Regions from separate parts of the Mus musculus genome. Here region 2 is linked to region 1. Evidence: chromatin loops called from intact Hi-C (ENCODE). Cell type or tissue: heart. All regions are shown on one strand. Each heading gives the region's core, and the rest is flanking DNA. Links, peaks and the distances in the headings are about the cores only.

Region 1 (9,122 bases), core at 600-8,599:
TGTAGATATGTGGGTCTGGTGAGTGCCATCATGGTGATGTCTATAGATATGGGAGTCTGGTGAGTGCCATCATGGTGATGTCTGTAGCTATGGGGGTCTGGTGAGTGCCATCATGGTGATGTCTGTAGATATGCGGGTCTGGTGAGCGCCATCATGGTGATGTCTGTAGATATGGGGGTCTGGTGAGCGCTATCATGGTGATGTCTGTAGATATGGGGGTCTGGTGAGTGCCATCATGGTGATGTCTGTAGCTATGGGGGTCTGGTGAGTGCCATCATGGTGATGTCTGTAGCTATGCGGGTCTGGTGAGCGCCATCATGGTGATATCTGTAGATATGGGAGTCTGGTGAGTGCCATCATGGTGATGTCTGTAGATATGCGGGTCTGGTGAGTGCCATCATGGTGATGTCTGTAGATATGTGGGTCTGGTGAGTGCCATCATGATGATGTCTGTAGCTATGGGGGTCTGGTGAGTGCCATCATGGTGATGTCTGTAGATATGCGGGTCTGGTGAGTGCCATCATGGTGATGTCTGTAGATATGCGGGTCTGGTGAGTGCCATCATGGTGATGTCTGTAGCTATGGGGGTCTGGTGAGTGCCATCATGGTAATGTCTGTAGATATGTGGGTCTGGTGAGTGCCATCATGATGTCTGTAGATATGGGGGTCTGGTGAGTGCCATCATGGTGATGTCTGTAGATATGGGAGTCTGGTGAGCGCCATCATGGTGATGTCTGTAGATATGGGGGTCTGGTGAGCGCCATCATGGTGATGTCTGTAGATATGGGAGTCTGGTGAGCGCCATCATGGTGATGTCTGTAGATATGGGGGTCTGGTGAGCGCCATCATGGTGATGTCTGTAGATATGGGAGTCTGGTGAGCGCCATCATGGTGATGTCTGTAGATATGCGGGTCTGGTGAGTGCTGAGATTTCCTGGGATTTCCAGCTTCCTGTGTTCTAGAACAAGAGGCTGAACGGGGCTCATGGACAGCCGCAGATGTGGAAACAGTTTTCTGAGAGAAGGAAGCAAGCCAGAGCTGGGAGAAGAGTCGGGAACTCAATGGCAAACGCTATAGGGAGCACTGGGACTTTATATCCTGGTCTATGAGGCCATTTATGTAGCACAGGCTGTCTCATGTGTGCCCTGTTTTATGTCCACCTTGGCAACAGTGGTCTTCTCTCCATTGTACTCTCCTGCCTCACTGGGATCAAGCAGTTTTTAATAATACAGTCTTACCAAGATAAATATATTTATAAATAATTGTCCAGGGCTAGCTACATCTGGCCTGACAGCTGTTGCTTACTGAGGTGACAGTCTTAATAGGATGCACTAAGACAGCTTATGCTCAAAGGGTCCCATATATCCCCTCAAAACAGACGCTGTTGCCTTTGTTAGTGGTTACCCTCCAGAACATGGAGAAAGCAAGCCAGTGCAGACCTGGAAACGTCAATTCCTACTGGCTGACCAAATCATCTGTGTGCACTGGCCAGCTTCCATAGTGTCAGAAGGTGCTACACATACTAGTAGGGGATAAAGTACTCACCAGTGAACCCAGCCATCTAACTCATCTACATACACCCCCACCACTCAGGGGTCATCCCAGAAGAGTGGGCAGAAAGGCTGAAAGAGCAAGCGGGGGTGGAGAACTACTGTAAACTCTGTTTTCCAAACAGGACAGGGCCTGTGCACACATGACCTCATAGCAGCTGTGAATGAGTGCACAGAACTTGCACAAGACCAAGTCAGCAGATCCCAGCATGGAGGAGGGAGGGGCTTATAAGCGCTATCAGCAATCCCTAGTGGCTGGACAAGGGAGTCTGTTTGCTCCAGGGATGCAGCCCCTGTGAGGCTGCCCATATTGCTGTGGATGGGCCAATAGATGAACAATTTGGCAGCACTGAGACGATTCAGTCAGTGAGTTTTAAAGAACCACGTGGAGTTGGGAGGGCAGTGGCTGAGGATGGGGAGGAGGTGGAGAGGAGGGAGGATGGGGAGGAGGTGGAGATGAGGGAGGATGGGGAGGAGGAGGAGATGAGGGAGGATGGGGAGGAAGTGGAGATGAGGGAGGATGGGGAGGAGGTGGAGATGAGGGAGGATGGGGAGGAGGAGGAGATGAGGGAGGATGGGGAGGAGGAGGAGATGAGGGAGGATGGGGAGGAAGTGGAGATGAGGGAGGATGGGGAGGAGGAGATGAGGGAGGATGGGGAGGAGGTGGATATGAGGGAGGATGGGGAGGAGGTGGAGATGAGGGAGGATGGGGAGGAGGTGGAGATGAGGGAGGATGGGGAGGAGGAGGAGATGAGGGAGGATGGGGAGGAAGTGGAGATGAGGGAGGATGGGGAGGAGGTGGAGATGAGGGAGGATGGGGAGGAGGAGGAGATGAGGGAGGATGGGGAGGAGGAGGAGATGAGGGAGGATGGGGAGGAGGTGGAGATGAGGGAGGATGGGGAGGAGGAAGAGATGAGGGAGGATGGGGAGGAGGAGGAGATGAGGGAGGATGGGGAGGAGGTGGAGATGAGGGAGGATGGGGAGGAGGTGGAGATGAGGGAGGATGGGGAGGAGGTGGAGATGAGGGAGGATGGGGAGGAGGTGGAGATGAGGGAGGATGGGGAGGAGGTGGAGATGAGGGAGGATGGGGAGGAGGTGGAGATGAGGGAGTGGCTTTGATCAGGTTGTGTCCTTGAACAGCCTGGTTACTTTCTGGTTTTTGTTTGTTTGTTTGTTTTTTGTTTTTGTCAAAGTGACCCAAGGGAGAGTCATCTAAGAAGATGGAGCCTCAGTTAAGAATCTGCCCTCACCACACTGGCTACTGGCAGCCTGTGGGCATTTTCTTGATTGAGGATTGGCATGGGGGAGGGCCCAGGCTACTGTGAATGCTGCAGTCTCTGGGCGGGTAGTCTGGGGGCCCAGAAGAAAGCAGGCTGAGAAAGCAGGGGTGGGGGTGGGGGTGGGGAGCCTGCTAGTAAATACAGTCCCTCCGTAGCCTCTGCTTCAGTTCCTGCCTCCAGGTTCCTGCTTTGAGTTCCTGCCATGACCCATCATGATGGGCCTTAACTGTGTGTTTGCTATAACTGTACGCTCACTACAACTGTGCCTGCTATAACAGCATGCTTTTCTCCCAGGTGGCTTTCAGCCAGAGTATTGATCACAGTGCAAAACTTAACTAGGGCAATGCATGTATGAAATTCTTTGAATGGTAAATTTAAAAGGAGGGGGGAAAAGGAAGTTAAAAATAAGTGAGAACTAAAAATCCACTTCAATCACACACATACAAATGCTCTAATAGTAAACAGAATGTGGCTGGTGTGCTATTGTTGAAAGGACAACAATGGCTTGACATAGATTTTGGAGTCTCAATAAATTAAGTTCTGTGATATTGTGCACTTTTATTTAGTAACCTGAAAGAAAGGCCTACACAGGCAAGGCCCCTTCTCTCAGAGATGGAAAAGTCTTGGATCCTTAATAACTGAGATGTATTTCCAGGGCAGGTGAGAAGGCTGGGGTCAGGTCCCACTCCTTATCTTTTCTTTCTTTATAGTAAACCTATCTTACTTAGTCCTTCTCCCTAGTTTGTTTTTTTATAATAGCAATAATTTAAACAATAATTATTCTTATTCTTCGTTGTCGCCACCACATCATGATCATCGGGCCAATCCTGCAGTCTTCTCTCCACAGCCTTTCTATTTTCCTACATCTGGTCATGAAATCCAAGTGCCCAAATCAGAAAACTAGTCGGTGTTGTGGTGCCATCTAGTGGTCAGTTTGGCTATGGGCATGCCTGCTTTGCCACAGCAATCCACCTTGGAATGATTTACCTCAATCTTGCTTTTAGGACCAATACTCTTCCTCCTCCTCCTCCTCCTCCTCCTGCTCCTCCTCCTCCTCCTTCTCTTCCTCCTCCTCCTCCTTCTCCTCCTCCTTCTCCTCCTCCTCCTTCTCCTCCTCCTCCTCCTCCTGCTCCTCCTCCTCCTGCTCCTCCTCCTCCTCCTCCTGCTCCTCCTCCTCCTGCTGCTCCTCCTCCTCCTCCTGCTCCTCCTCCTCCTCCTTCTTATTTTTAAAATCTTTCTCTTTATTTAAAAACACTTGGGGGAGGGCAGTAAGATGGCTCAGTAGGTTAGCCTGCTGACCTGAATTCTATCTCAGAGCCACACAGGGTGGAGAGAGAAGATCGATTCCCACAAGCCCTTGTGTATCTGCACACCCACACAGACAAACTCACATATATGAATGAATGAATGAATGAATGAATGAATGAATGAATGAATGAAATTTTAAAGTTTGTTTTTTATCATAGTCTTGAGTCAACCAAGAATAACAGAAAAAGTTGTGAGCAGGCCCATGAGCACCCTTCAAAGGCAGGCACTAGCGTGCCCGGGTGAGATAGAGTGTGCGCGCACAGAATATTCCTGGGGGCGTTGATTATATACCTTGTACTAGACCACGCAAGGCTGGGAAGCTCTTCCCGGGTTGTGTAATTAATTATAATTATGCATAATTAAGCAGTTGCTGAGAAAGAAAAGACTCATCCAGAAAGCCCCATTGACACAGCTGCCTGGGGAATTGCCCATGCACCTGTAAGCAACTTCTCACCCAGGTGCTTATAGGTGGTCCAATAAACACATTGGTTCACCAAGCTATACTTGGATAGAATTATTTCTTTAGATGCCCCATCTGAAATGACCAGACACTTGCCCATATCTATCCAAGAAAAGTCACACAGCAGAAGACAGATCTGTATTTTAAACAAAACAAAAATTAAAACTTAGTAAGAAATAGTGTTAATCAAAGATCCCATAAATGTTCCCATTTGAGCGGAGAGGATTTCTGGAGTCTGTTGATCTATTATAACCTCCATGTTCTCTTACTGTTGGTAAACACCTCAGCAGACGATTGGCAACACAATGTTTAATCTGCCCACATTCAGAGATGACTGCAGATCGAAAGGCCTGTTTGGGAGACTGAAAAACACAGAGCCCAGGGAAGTAGAACAGAAAGAAGGATGAAGACAGTATGTTCAATGGGAGGCTTGGTGAGTGAACAAAGCTGCAAGGCCAGAATGCAGACCGTGGCTTTGGCTTAGCCTTGGAGAGCTGAGAGAAGATGAATAGTCCTTTGTTGTCTGCGCTGGACAGCGGCCCCCAGCTTGTGTTTGCCAGCCTCAGCAGCCGTTAGAAACCACGCCATCTGCTTGGATTTAACGGTTTTGGGGGTGGTCTGAAGCCTTTTGAGTTTTTCAGGTTTCTGGGATGATCCTTGTGGACCATGGCTCGCAGTTGAAAACATGGTCTGAGCCTGTCCTGGGACTGCAGTCAGCCCACGACAGCGAAGGCCGATAAAGACTATGTGTACAGACTTGTGAGTCGGTAGAAACAGGAGAGTTAGAGAATGCCTTTCTGCGAGGAACCCCAGAGTCTAAGTGAATGCCGACCTGCTCATTGGCCCAGAGAATAAAAGCAGGGTTTATTTTTTTATTTTACTTTTTAAAAAAATGTTAGATGCTGCACCTTTGACGGAGAAGGAAAAGAGAGTAGAATGTGTGCATCCCCACCCAATCAGCCCAGCCCAGCACCGCAGCTCGTGGTTTGGGATGTGGCCAGGGCACTCAACTGACACTTGACTAAAGGGGAGTTGAGAGAGCTCCAAATACTGTCCCCGTAAAGGACAATGCAAAATGAGAGCCACACTTCTTAAGACACACTCACCAGCTACTGGAAAAGTGTAGCCTTTTGTTTATTTTGAGGCTCTCTCTATGTAGCCCTGGCTAGCCTGAAACTCACTTTGTTGACCAGGTTGACCTCAAGCTCAGAGTTCTGCCTCCTGAGTGCTGGGGATTCAAGGTACACACTACCATGGCTAGCTCCCAGTGTTCTTTTAAAAATACAGAAAATGAGGACTAAAGAGATGTCCCAGCAACTTGCTTGTCTTACAGAACACCTGGGTTCAGCCCCCACAGGGGACAACTTGATATTGCTCCAGCCCCAGGAATCCAAGGGGTCATCTACCTGCATGCATCTACTGTACATACAAACATACAGGCACACACAGATACACATGAATTAAATAAGCCTTTAAAATTATACTAAAGGTCTTTGTGGACAAAGTATCTATAAGCTTAGCTAGTCCTTGGGGGTCTGGCTTAAGAAGCAATCAGAAACCCGAGGAATGGCCAGGAATCATTTTCCCCCTGCACAAAGGGGAGTTTCAACTTTTTCACTTTGGAAGGAAGAAAATTATTCCCATCTCTTCTTCAAAAATCACCTCCCTTTGTCTCTGAAGATGCCATAAAGCAATCACCACACACAACCAGTCACAACTATCAATTACACAAAAGGACCAGCTACATTAAGGAATTTGATCCAGAAACAGAGCAAAATGAGCCTGTGGTAATGGCTCATCTGCAAACCACTGCCAGCAATAAACATCTGCCTCTCACCATCAGTGTCTCAAAGACACTGGCTTTGGTCCTACCTCTGTTGATTAATCAGCATCTTGGGAAGGAGGCCCAGTCTGAGAGACCCCTTTACTCTCCGTACAGGACAAAGAGCAGGGCTAACATGTCAGTCTTCCTAGGATCTTCAGTGACTCGCATCTCGGGACCCATTTCTGCTTGCTCTCCAGAGAAACCCAGCAATGTGTGCATCATGTCTACCATATATAAAGTGCAATAGCAAATGTCTTTGTGGACAGAAGTTCGAAAGGCAGCATCTAAGAGCGTTATGTGGGAGCATCCCCACAGGTGGCAGACAACTGAAATTCCCGAGGCTGAACACTAAGAGAGCTGCAAGCACACAGCTATCTCATTCAAGTCTCAGGATATAGCTAAGCTTCCTCCTGCTCCAGGATCCGGCAAAAAGTCCACTTCCCTGACCCAACTAGGGAGTTTTATCAGCCATTCTGTTTTGGTTTTTTTATAGGCTGGACAATTTTAAATGTAATCTATAATTATGGCCGTCTAACTCACATTTAGCTTTCTTGAAGCTCAGAGTGACTGATAAGAAAGGAATAGAAATAATTTTCTAGCTGGGTCTGGTTCTCAGCTTTATAGCTAGTAGGTAGGGAGTCTGGCTATCCACCCTCTACAAAAAATGGCAGGAATTAGCTCACTGCTCCGAGGCTCTATGAATGATAAATCATGCTGCTTCGTGGTATCATAAAATTATGTTCACGACATTAATGGAACTCTCACTGTAACTAATTCACTCTCCCAGGACACAGATGCAATCCAAACTTTAGAAAATCCTAACCCCACCCCCACCCCCAGAACCAGCTTGGAACAGGGCTTCCTTTTCCCCAGAGCAACAGCTCTAAAGGCTCAGAGCAGCGAGCTGTTACATTGTGGATGTGCCAGTATTTCAGATTGCCAGCAAACAATGGTATCTGTCTGCACGGTGGAATTAGTGCCTTCTGTGCTTCTTGCCCTGTCTAGTTAAAGCAGCTTCCAAACATGTTGAATGAAGAGGTACAAGCAAAGTCTGGATAAAGAGCCCAGGTGGCACCCTCCACCAGATGCTCAGGAGGTGGCAAACAACCTCTTCCCAGCTGCTCAGTAGCCCTGTACCTGAAAGACTGCAGGAGTCACAGCTCATGCCCTAAGCAGGAGGGAGTCACGTCTTCCTGGCCTTCCCAGTCTCCAGGTCAGCTACTCAGGAATCTCTGAACACGTGATTAAATAAATTAACAACATCTGATTTTGAGCCAGGCATGTGGTGCACACTTGGAATCTCAGCCCTTGGGAGGCTGAGGAAGGAGAGACAGAGGAAGTGGGGAAGAGAGGGAGGGAGGGAGGGAGGAAAAAGAGAGAGACAGAGAAACAGAGACAGAGAGACAGAGATAGAGAGACATAGAGAGAGAGAAAGAGAGAGAGACAGAACTACTTTGGTAAAACTGCCCAGTCCTCTACTTGAAGCAGACTCTCTTCTTTACCCATATATTTGAGTAAGCTATAGTTTCCCTCTTTGGTTTCCTGTGGTTAAATAGTTTTCGTGATTTCTCTTCTCACTATAAAATTAGGAGCTATTTTTAGCCTTTTACGCAAGTTGCTGCTTCCCCTGGGCAGCCGATAGCTTACTAAGGATCAAAGCCCTCCTGAGGAAGGTCAGTCTTGACAACATTTCTTTACAGCATCGTCCTTGTCCCGTATGGCAATTTTTAAAAAAAACAAATAGAGCTTTTAAACATTTTTAAAAAACGTATCTGCATGTTTGCCTGCAGGTATATAGGTGTATGTGTACCGCATGCGTGCCTGCTACCTGGAGAGACCAGAAGATGGTGGCAGGTCCTTAGAACTGGAGCTACAGACAGTTGCGAAACACCATGTAAGTACCGGGACTGAACCCAGGTCCTCGGAAAAAAACAGCAACTCTTTTAACCACTGAGCCATCTCTCTAGCTCCCTCCCCAAGACATGCTTTTTATATTATTTTTAAGATTATTTGGTAAGCCATTTACAAAGAGAGGAAGCTTTTTGCCTTAAGCAGGTGTACTTGCCCCAACATGTCCCCAAGTCAGCTCCTATGAGGCACCATCAACTAATGGCTTGTAAATGACGAACATTTGTTCTCCAGTTCTTGAAACTGGGACACCGTCCTGTCTTCCTTGTGACATCATAAGGTAGGAAGCATTGAGCTTGGTTTCATTATTTTAAAAAAACAATAATGACCAATCCAAATCATAAGGCCGTAGTTGTCCCCTCCTAAAGCCATCACACCAGGGATCAGGACTTCAACATCTGAATCTGAGGGGACACACCTGGACTCCAACCCTAGACTGAGCACATGTCACATCGGGAGGGGCTGTTCCATCTCACATTGTCCTCCCTTCCTTGACTTGGCCAGGAGAGAGGAGGTGTAGTCAGAGTACACTTACTAATGGTCAGTAAGTAAGCCAATTAGGACAAAAGACAAAAAGAACTTTCTTGTTACCCTTCTACTTTTAAAATGAAAACACACAATGTTGATAAGGTTGCAATAAACTCCTACCTAAATTCTTTTGTTCTTAGATTTATGTATATGTATGTGCATCTCTCTGTGTGCACGGCACACATATGTGGGTGCTAATGGGGGCCAGAAGAGGGTGTGGGATCCCCTGGAATGGAGTCAAAGGTCACTGTGAGCCATGTGGT
Region 2 (9,122 bases), core at 271-8,270, 350 kb after region 1:
TTCACCTTTTAAAAGTTGATGTGGCGCCCACCTAGAGCCAGTGTCTTGTAAGGGGTCAGGTGCCCTGGAACTGAAGATACAGACAGCTGTAAGCTGCCATGTGGGTGCGTGTGGGTGCTGGGGAGTGAATCCAGGGCCTCTGGAAGAGCGGCCGGTGCTCTTAGCCTCCGAGCCATCTCCCTAGTTCGATTAGTTTTTAAAATTTTTTTTCTGGTAGTGACTGATCTAACATTCTAGCTTATGGGGAAGATACAGTAAAATCTCAGATTGTGGTGAACTTTTCTCCTAATGTTTCTCAACTAAGGTGAGATTAGCTAACAGACTAGAGAGAAGTAGTTTATTTTAGGGTTGTCAGCACTGCTAGGAATAGAACTAAATATAATCCTCATTTCTGGCTTTTCTCCTTGCTCTGGTATATTCCTTCAGTTGATGCTCAAGATACACTTTCTACCTGAAAAATACTATATGTTCAAGATATAGTTTCCATCCCTAGTTCCTAGTAGCATGTTTGGTGTGTATTCTGCAGCATACAGTAGCATGGAGAATAACAATATTTAAATTTTAATGTATGTGTATGAAGGTTATTCCCTAATGTAGCATATTTGAGAATTGGAAATGAAATGTTTTTAGAATGATAAGGTAGCAATAGAACATTCATTACTAGCCAACCCATTTATTTTATTTCATTTTCTCTTACTAAGAGTTTAGGAAATTTCAAAACTAAGAAATCAAATCAAATAAAAAGGTGTAGATAACTGAGACTGTTGTCATTTAGAGTGGGAGTAGCTTTGGGCTCATGAAACCCCATGAGTCCAAAAGATAGCACAGTAGAAAGTGAGCATACGTTCTTTTTCTTTCGAGATTTGTTTATTTTATGTATATGAGTACACTGTAGCTGTACAAATGGTTGTGAACCATCTTGTGGTTGCTGGGAATTGAACTCAGGACCTCTGCTCGCTCCGGCCCCTGCTCACTCTGGCCGGTGAGCACACTTTCTTAGATCAGTTCTATTTCTAGTCTCTTGTTCTTCCAATAAGAGCTGTTCTGTTTTTGTTGTTGTTTGTTTATTCTGAAATAGGAACTCATGAAACATGGGGTGGCCTACCTGGTTTCTCATAGCTAGCTAAGGTTGGGATTAAATTCCTGGGTGCCTTGCCCTACCTCCTGATTGCTGGAGTTACACGTGCTTAGCACATCTAGTTTTAAAAGCTGCGTTTCTTAACCTTATTCCTTCTAGGAATTGATTCCTCTTTCCCTAAATCTTTTAGTGAAGGATAGAGTGTACATGGAAAAGTATGCACATTAGAGATGAATATTCAGAAAGTGAGCAGACCCATTCAGTTCAAAACTGAAAGTGACTAGAGGGCTTTCTTGAACTAGTCTTTAGCACTATCTGCTAACCCCAAGTCCTAACACATAAATATGTACAGTTTTATGAAACTATTATCTCATGTGTATGTGTGTGTAGAGTGTGTATGTGTACTGTGTGTGTGTGAAAGAGCCTGTGGAGGTCAGAAGAGGCTGTTGAATCCCCCGAGCTAGTTGGACATGGCTGTGAGCTGCAGTGTGGGTTCTGGGACTTGAACCCTAGTTCTCTGAAAGAGCAGTGAATGCTCTTAACCATCAAGCCATTTCCCAGCCCACACATAAACATCCAGGTAACTAACCATTATACTGAATTAAAACAAACATTTTTACATATTTTGAACTCAGATTTTTGAAGTCATTTAATGATACATATATTGTTACCCTTTTCCTTATAATATTGTTTATGGCATCCGTCTTGTAGATAGCAATGTTTGTTTTCTTACTGTTTGTAATATTCCACTGTAGGAATGTGCCATAATTGTCCTGATTACCTACTATAAGTGGACATTTGAGTTGTTTTTCTTTTGGTGTTATTACAGCAGGGCTCTGTGAATACTTTTGTTCATGTGCTTAATGTGCACATGTATTTTTGTTAAGGTATACCTATCATTTGACTATTAGTAAGAAAAAGTGCACAGATATTTAGTTTTGATAGATTAATGACAGTTTTTAAAAAACTCTTGATATCAGTTTCTCTTACAGTCAGCGTGGACCATACTTTTGGTCCATCTTTTTTCATTTAGCCATTGTGGGGACTCACAGTACTATCTCTCTGTAGTTTAATTTAAATTTTTCTGATGACTGTGTGCCAGGCACCTTTTAAGTATTGTTGTATAGTTATATACTGTCTTTGGTACAGTTTTGTTCTACTCTTTTGCCCATTTTTTTTTTAAACTTGCTTTTTTCCTAACTAGTATCTTAAATAAAAAATAAATTGTAGATCAGTCTTTTTGTTCAGCCAAATAATATTCACTTGGTGTCCTGATTTATCATTAATAATGGCTTTTGATGCCTAAGAGTTAAGTTTAATCTAAAATATAATTTTTCTCAATTATGACTAATGTATTTTGTGTCCTATTTTAAAAATCTTTGCCTACCCCAAAGACAATGAAATATTCTTCTGAATTTTCTTCTGGAAGCTGCTTTTTCTTGCACGTTTAAATCTAAACTTCATCTCAGATTGGTTGCATAGCAGGATATAAAGAACAGGATTTGGGCTGGAGAGATGGCTCAGCAGTTAAGAGCACTGACCTCTTCCAGAGGTCCTGAGTTCAGTTCCCAGCCACCACATGCATGGTGGCTCACAACATCTGTAATGGGATCTGATGCCCTCTTCTGGAGTGTCTGAGGACAGCTACAGTGTACTCTTCGCATATATAAAATAAATAAATAAAATCTTAAGGGCATGCCTGTGATCTGAGTCCTCAGGAGGCTGAGGCAGGAGGATTACCAGTATCAAAATTAGCATGGCTGCATAGTGTAACTCTGTTTTTAAAAATTCAGAGCGTAAGCAAGGTTGATAGTTGTAAACACAGCAGGCATGCAGAAGACTTAGCATGAGCTGAAGAGATGCCCACTCCTTGGCACACTATATTTTCTCCTTGTTGGTGAGCCAGTTGATCATACATGTGGGTCACTTCCTGGGCTTTTATTCTATTGTTCTTTTTATTATTAATCACCAGGGAAACACATTCCAAACCATGGATCCATTTCACTCCATTTAGAATGGAACAGGGCCTGAGAGATGGCTTATTGGGTAAGGACCCTTGCCATGAAGTCTCAAAAACATGAAGCAAAGGAGAGAAGTGTTGGCCCTGGACTGCCACATGCATGCTGTGGGGCATATTCCTCTTCCACCTTCAAGTAAATATGTAAACGTAACTTAAAAGTATGTGTTTTTCTTTTAAACCTTAAAAAGTACAATAATGGCTATTATAAAACAAAAGGCAACAAGTACTATTGAAGACAGAGTAAAGAAAATCCTTATGTACTATTGGGGAAAACGTTATTAGCAGTGCCATTAGTTAAACTGTGGTATGGAATTCCTTAAGTATGTCAAAGTGAAGCCCTTGTTTTCACCTCGTGTGGTCCTGTGGCCCCACAGCTCAGGCGGTATATCTGAAGGAGAGTGTGGTAAGTCTCTGCACTGATCTGTATTCTAGCATTGTTTACGATAGCTGAGAAAGGATAGAGAAATACAGACGTGCTATAAATGAAGTCTGTCATTTACTAAAGCATTACATTCAGTGAAATAAGTCAGGCAGATCGGCCCCACAGGCCTCTTGCCTGGAACCTAAAAAGTTATTCTCAGAAGCTGAGTGTAGAAAGAATGGTGGTGAGCAGTGGTAAGAATACTGGACAAGGAATGTGGTAAGGGTCAGTCAGAGAGAACGTTACAGTTGGCTAGGGTTAAGAAGAACTTGCATGGGGCTGGAGAGATGATGGCTCAGCAGTTAAGACTTCTGGCTGCTTTTCCAGAGGTCCCAAGTTCAATTCCCAGCAATCACATGGTGGCTTCTAATCACCTATAATGTGATCTGATGCTCTCTTCTAGCATGGGGGTGTATATGCAGATAGAGCACTCATATATATAAAATAAAGTGCTTGCACATATCTAATCTATTAGAGGCAGGTATCAGAGGCTGTAATTGGGAAAGTATATTTTTCTGTCATTAATTAAAAAGTGAATTTTATTGAACTTATGGCTATTTTAAAAATATAATGAATAAAGTGGCTGAGGAGCTGTCTTAGGCCTTAAGGCGCTTGCTGTGTAAGCGTGAGGACCTGAGCTCTGTCTCTCGCAACCATGGTGGCAGCACACTCCTGTAATTGTAGTCCTGGGGACGGGCGCGGAGACAGGAGGATCCTGAGCAGTTAGCAAGCCAGTCTGGCCAGATTGAAAAGTCCAGCTTCTGTGACAGGTAAAGAATGATTATGACTGAGGTAGACCCCTCCTCCCTCCGCCACTTTTCTATCATTCGTTACCATTCTTCTGTTTGAAAGTATGTGCTAAATATGGCATGGAATGGCTCCCCCTTGTGGCACTTTCCTTTATGTCCATGGAGGTTAGATTGCATCAGTAAGAATGTGATGACCAGGGAGATAGCAGGTAAAGCGTCTTAGTTAGGGTTCTATTGCTGTAAAGAGACACCGTGAGCAAGGCAACTCTTATAAAGGACAACATTGAATTGAAGCTGGCTACTGGCTCTGAGGTTCAGTCCATTATTTATTATCCTGGAGGAAAGCATGCCAGTGTCCAGGCAGGCATGGTGCTGGAGGAGCTGAGAGTTCTACAAGGCAAACAGAAGACTGTCTTGGGGCAGCTAGTAGGAGGGTCTCAGTGCCCACTCCCACAGTGACAGACTTCCTCCACCAAGGCCATACTTCCCAGTAGTGCCACTCCCTGGGTCAAACATATTCAAACCACCATAGGAAGGCATGCAAAGCTTGATCCCTGGCACCTACCTACATGTTTCAAGGAGAGTCAGCTCCCATGGGTTGTCCTGTGACTCCACGGTGCATGCTTGTATGTACCTTGGCATATTTACATATATTCTAATCCCTGCCCCAAATTCCCCTTCCCTTCCCACAGACATACACACACTAAAGTAATGTGATGAGCAACCCACTTACTGAAAGTAAGGCACTATTCCCTCAACAGAGCATTACTGAGACACAAGGTCCTCTGCCGTACTCTGCTGGCCTGAAGATCCAGCATTTAACCTATACGTCTGTTTACTCTAAATTGAGCTGATAGACAAGTTTAAATGTGTGTGTCTTTATGGATTACTATTCAGAAGAACTTTTAATGTCTTGGGGTGTTGATAGGGGCACCGAAACAACTACAGATAAACAGATTTTGAAATAAAAAATACTTTTTGCATTCCTAGACCAAATACGGTTTATTTGCTATGAGCATACATGGGAACCTCTAATGCAGAAAGGTTTTTCTAAAATTACTTGATTATAGAAATGTAGTTTCAAGGAATATACTTTGGGAAATAACAGGTTGTCTCTTGTAAGCTATTTTTCATGTTCTAAACCCTCATCGTTTTGCCCTCCTGTTGGAGTGATCTTTCTATGCAACACAAACAGCCTTGAGTCTTAGGAGCTCTCTGTTCCTGATCTCCTTTTACAGCAGGTGCAGTTTTGTTATGTGTCGTGCAGGTGTTACAGGGGTTGCTCTTTTACCTAAAGACTGTATGAGCAGAGATTAATAGCTTTGTAGTTCAAGTGTAAGTAATTCCTTTTATTTATCTAATATTTCAGATATTTTGTTAGTCTTTTTTAGAAACAATATAGGAGGGAAGTAAAAGGGCAGCATTGATAATCTTAGCTTTTTAGAGGGAGACTTCAGGGGAGAGTTAGATTGAGCATGGTCGGGTGGGGCCTGAACTGGGAGGTTTGCATATTTGCATGCTAGACACTCTACCAGCTGAGTTTCGTCCTGCATTTCATTTGTATTTTTAAATGAGTTAAGATGCCCAGCATTAGGCTGGAGAGATGGCTCAGCAGATAAGAGCACTGACCACTCTTCTAGAGGTCCTGAGTTCAATTCCCAGCAACCACATGGTGGCTCACAACTATCTGAAATGGAATCTGATGCCGTCTTCTGGTGTGTCTGAAGATAGCAACAGTGTATTCATATAGATTAATAAAAGTAAAAAAGTGCTCATCATTTTTTATCTGTTCATGTTATATGTCTTCGAAATGGCACCGTGTAAATACAGATTTTTGCAAATATGACTATGTGTATCATTCTTGTCTTTATGCTTTTTTTGAGATCTATCTACCCCCTGCCCAAATATAGAGGAACTATAGAGATAGATTTTAGTAAAGATGCAGTCTTCACGGAACATGTACACTATACCTTACCTCTGGTTTCTGTCCCTGTGTGGTCTTAGTGATGTGACACAACTCCCTAGAGCTGCTGCAGCTGTGCCTGCCTGCTACTTGTTACTACTCCTCCCCCATTCCAGATCTGTGCGCCTTATTCTTTTGATGTGATCTGAAAGACTTAGAACTGTGCCTGAAGTAGGAGTACCTATCTACAATGGGGGAGCTACAGTCTTGTGACATTTCTTTTAAAAATATTTAGACTCCTCTGATCCTTACCTTTTCCTTTCTTGGGTCAGTCATAGTAGGGACTATCATGGGTGGTTTTTAGAGAATCGAGGTTTTATTTTCATGTTGTATTATTTAACTTTACTGTAGTGAGTAAATTTTGAATGTCACATTGTTACAATAAAATGGGGGTCACTAAAATCAAGAACCATGTCTATTTTTATGAAAAGCACATGCATTTTGTTGTTTATTTGCTGTTCGTATGTTTTTACTAAGAGGTAAATACTTTTTCACCTTGAATAAATACATCATTGTTAATATTTTATCATGGTCAAAACTTCAAGTGACTTTTTCTACCTAATCCTAATTTCCTATGGATTTGTCTGGTGGGTTAAATGTTGCACTTCTTCATTTTAGGTTGGATTAATAAAGCATTTTAATCAGTGAAGTGATCATTGTCATTGAAGCAGCCAGCTCCAGTCAGATCAGTTGATACAGTAGAATAATGATACCTTTTGCACTGTTAGTCCTAACAAGTTTTACCCATTTTTTTTTGTTAATGATACATTAATTCATTTATAAACACACAGATATTACTTTACAAGGGCTGAGTATTAATGTTTTTAATAATTCTGGTTTTCTGTTATTAGCCATTGTCTTTTAAAACTTACCACTGGTTAGCAACGCTCTCTCCCTTTTTCAGCTGGCCTCAAATTCCTAATGCTCTCTCTGTTCCACCTCCAGGGCTGGGTTATGGATCTGTACCTGGCTCAACCTCTGCCCCCTTTGTTTTTTGAAAGATCTTATTATGTAGCTTTGGCTGCCCTGGAAACTGCTATCTAGACCAGGCTAGACTCAAACGCATAGAGATCTGCCTGCTTCTGTCTCCTAAGTGCTAGGATTAATGGTACGCACCACCACATCCAGCCTTCTTCCTCTTTTCTGTGGAGTGGAAATAGTTACCTGACTATAAAAACATTACATGACAGTGGTGTAGAAGACAACGTTTTACTTTATTAGAAAGAGAAATTATTTCAAATATATTACATTTACATACTAGCTAAATTGACTTTAGACAGTGTTCTTTACTGGTGTCTTTTGAATAAGGCATTTAATTCCTGCATTTAGGACAAAAAGCTCATTTGACTTTGCTATTCAGGTGTATTAATCAAACTCATGTCTTTGGGAAAGCTTGTATCAAGTTACACTTACTACTTTAGAAGTATTCACTCATTGAAAAAGAAATTTTAAAGGCTGTTTTTCTCCCTCTCATGCTAAACCATATACATTACTTAATGAGTCATTGTTAATTCTTTGATGTAGTAAAGAAGACCACATCTCATTTTCCACAATTTAATAATGTCTTAGTATTTTTGTCTTTTTGTTTGTACATGGGTACCAAGATTCATTGGTGTTTAGAACTGATTAGTGACTTAGGTGATATTTATATATCTGATTTAAATAAATGTATGCACAGGAAATTTATTTGCCTGTATGACATAGAAATATTACCTCACTAAAATGCCTTTTGTTACCTTTTAAAACCCTTGCAGAATTTGTGTCTTATAGTGTAAGTTGATTTTACTTCTTGTCTTGTCTTCCCTTGCCTCTTACTCTCCACTGTGTGGGAATCAGCCCCAGTATGTTACAATGGCGAGGCAAGGGCTCTTCCTTAGAAGATCTGGACCCTAGCCCGAATCCCACTATTTAGTAGCCTTACGATCTCTCAGGACTAATGCTGTCACAGGCAGATCTCAAACCGAGGACGGGAGTGCAGAGTCATTTAACAGAGGTTTGTGTTGTATTCTGGTGTGTTCACAAGCGTTCAGATTGGTAAGCTTCCTTTGTTAAAGACTGCTTTACTGAACCACATTTATGGCCACGTTTCCTACTGTGATGCTGTTAGTGCATTTCAATTCCTAGGGCCTGAGAGTGGTGGAAAGTTAAGTTTAAACTTTTAGTTTTGTTCATATAGGGTAGTGGTTCTCAACTTCCCGGATGGTGCCACCTCATGTTATGGTGACCCCTAACCATAAGATTATTTTGCTGCTGTTTTGTAACTATTATTTTGCTACTATTATAATAAATCATGATGTAATATGAAGGATATATGATATGTGGCTTGAAGGGGGTCATGACCCACAGGTTGAGAATTGCTGACATAGCGCTGATAGGACCTTTTAGGAGAGAAAAAGATGAGACCCTGACTATAAGATGGAGTACAATTTATACATTTTGTGACTTGGGGTTTGGTTTGTTAATCTGAGAAGTGAATTTTTAATAAATAATGAAAAGTTAAACTTGGAATACTTGTAAATAAACTTAATGTTGAGTATAATAAAAACGTAAAGAATCAGTACTTGATGATGATAAAAACAAAATTCTGATGTCAATTATTCTAGCATTATAGAATATTTACTATTGTGTTTCTTAAACTATGTGGGTTGGAAGTAAGGTACTTCACATATGTTGATACTACGCTACTGCGATTGTATAGATTTATAACATCACAAAAGCTTGCCCATCTAGGGTTGCCTGCATTGTAGACTTAGTTTAACCAAGGGTCATCCTGGGCAAACTAAACAGTTGATCTTCTACATATGGTGGCCACAAAGTCTTGCTTCAAAAAAAAAAAAAATTGAGATTTTGCTCAAAGTTTGTTAAGAAGCTTAAAATAATTCACCTTTTTA

Evidence for each region. Hi-C counts contacts between places; a loop is a spot of excess contacts. Peaks named below come from ENCODE experiments on the same cell type or tissue, not always from the same donor. Only the 100,000 strongest peaks of a DNase experiment are listed, where the experiment ranks them.
Region 2: it touches region 1 in a loop (3-fold over the local background); 7 of 42 quality-filtered maps call a loop at or near these places.

The regions. Positions count from the first base shown.
Region 1 is chr5:21,259,863-21,268,984 of GRCm38, reverse strand. All of the region lies in intron 19 of Gsap (gamma-secretase activating protein), which reads right to left. Among named protein-coding and RNA genes, the nearest start is that of Gsap, 78 kb to the right of the region's middle. In heart, for the core only: CTCF peaks have their summits at 1,806 and 3,748 (motif pointing left); DNase peaks (open chromatin) are centred at 1,744 and 3,754.
Region 2 is chr5:20,909,146-20,918,267 of GRCm38, reverse strand. The region is part of intron 3 of Rsbn1l (round spermatid basic protein 1-like); the gene reads left to right. Among named protein-coding and RNA genes, the nearest start is that of Tmem60, 31 kb to the right of the region's middle. In heart, for the core only: CTCF peaks have their summits at 2,707 (motif pointing left) and 4,413 (motif pointing left); a DNase peak (open chromatin) is centred at 4,407.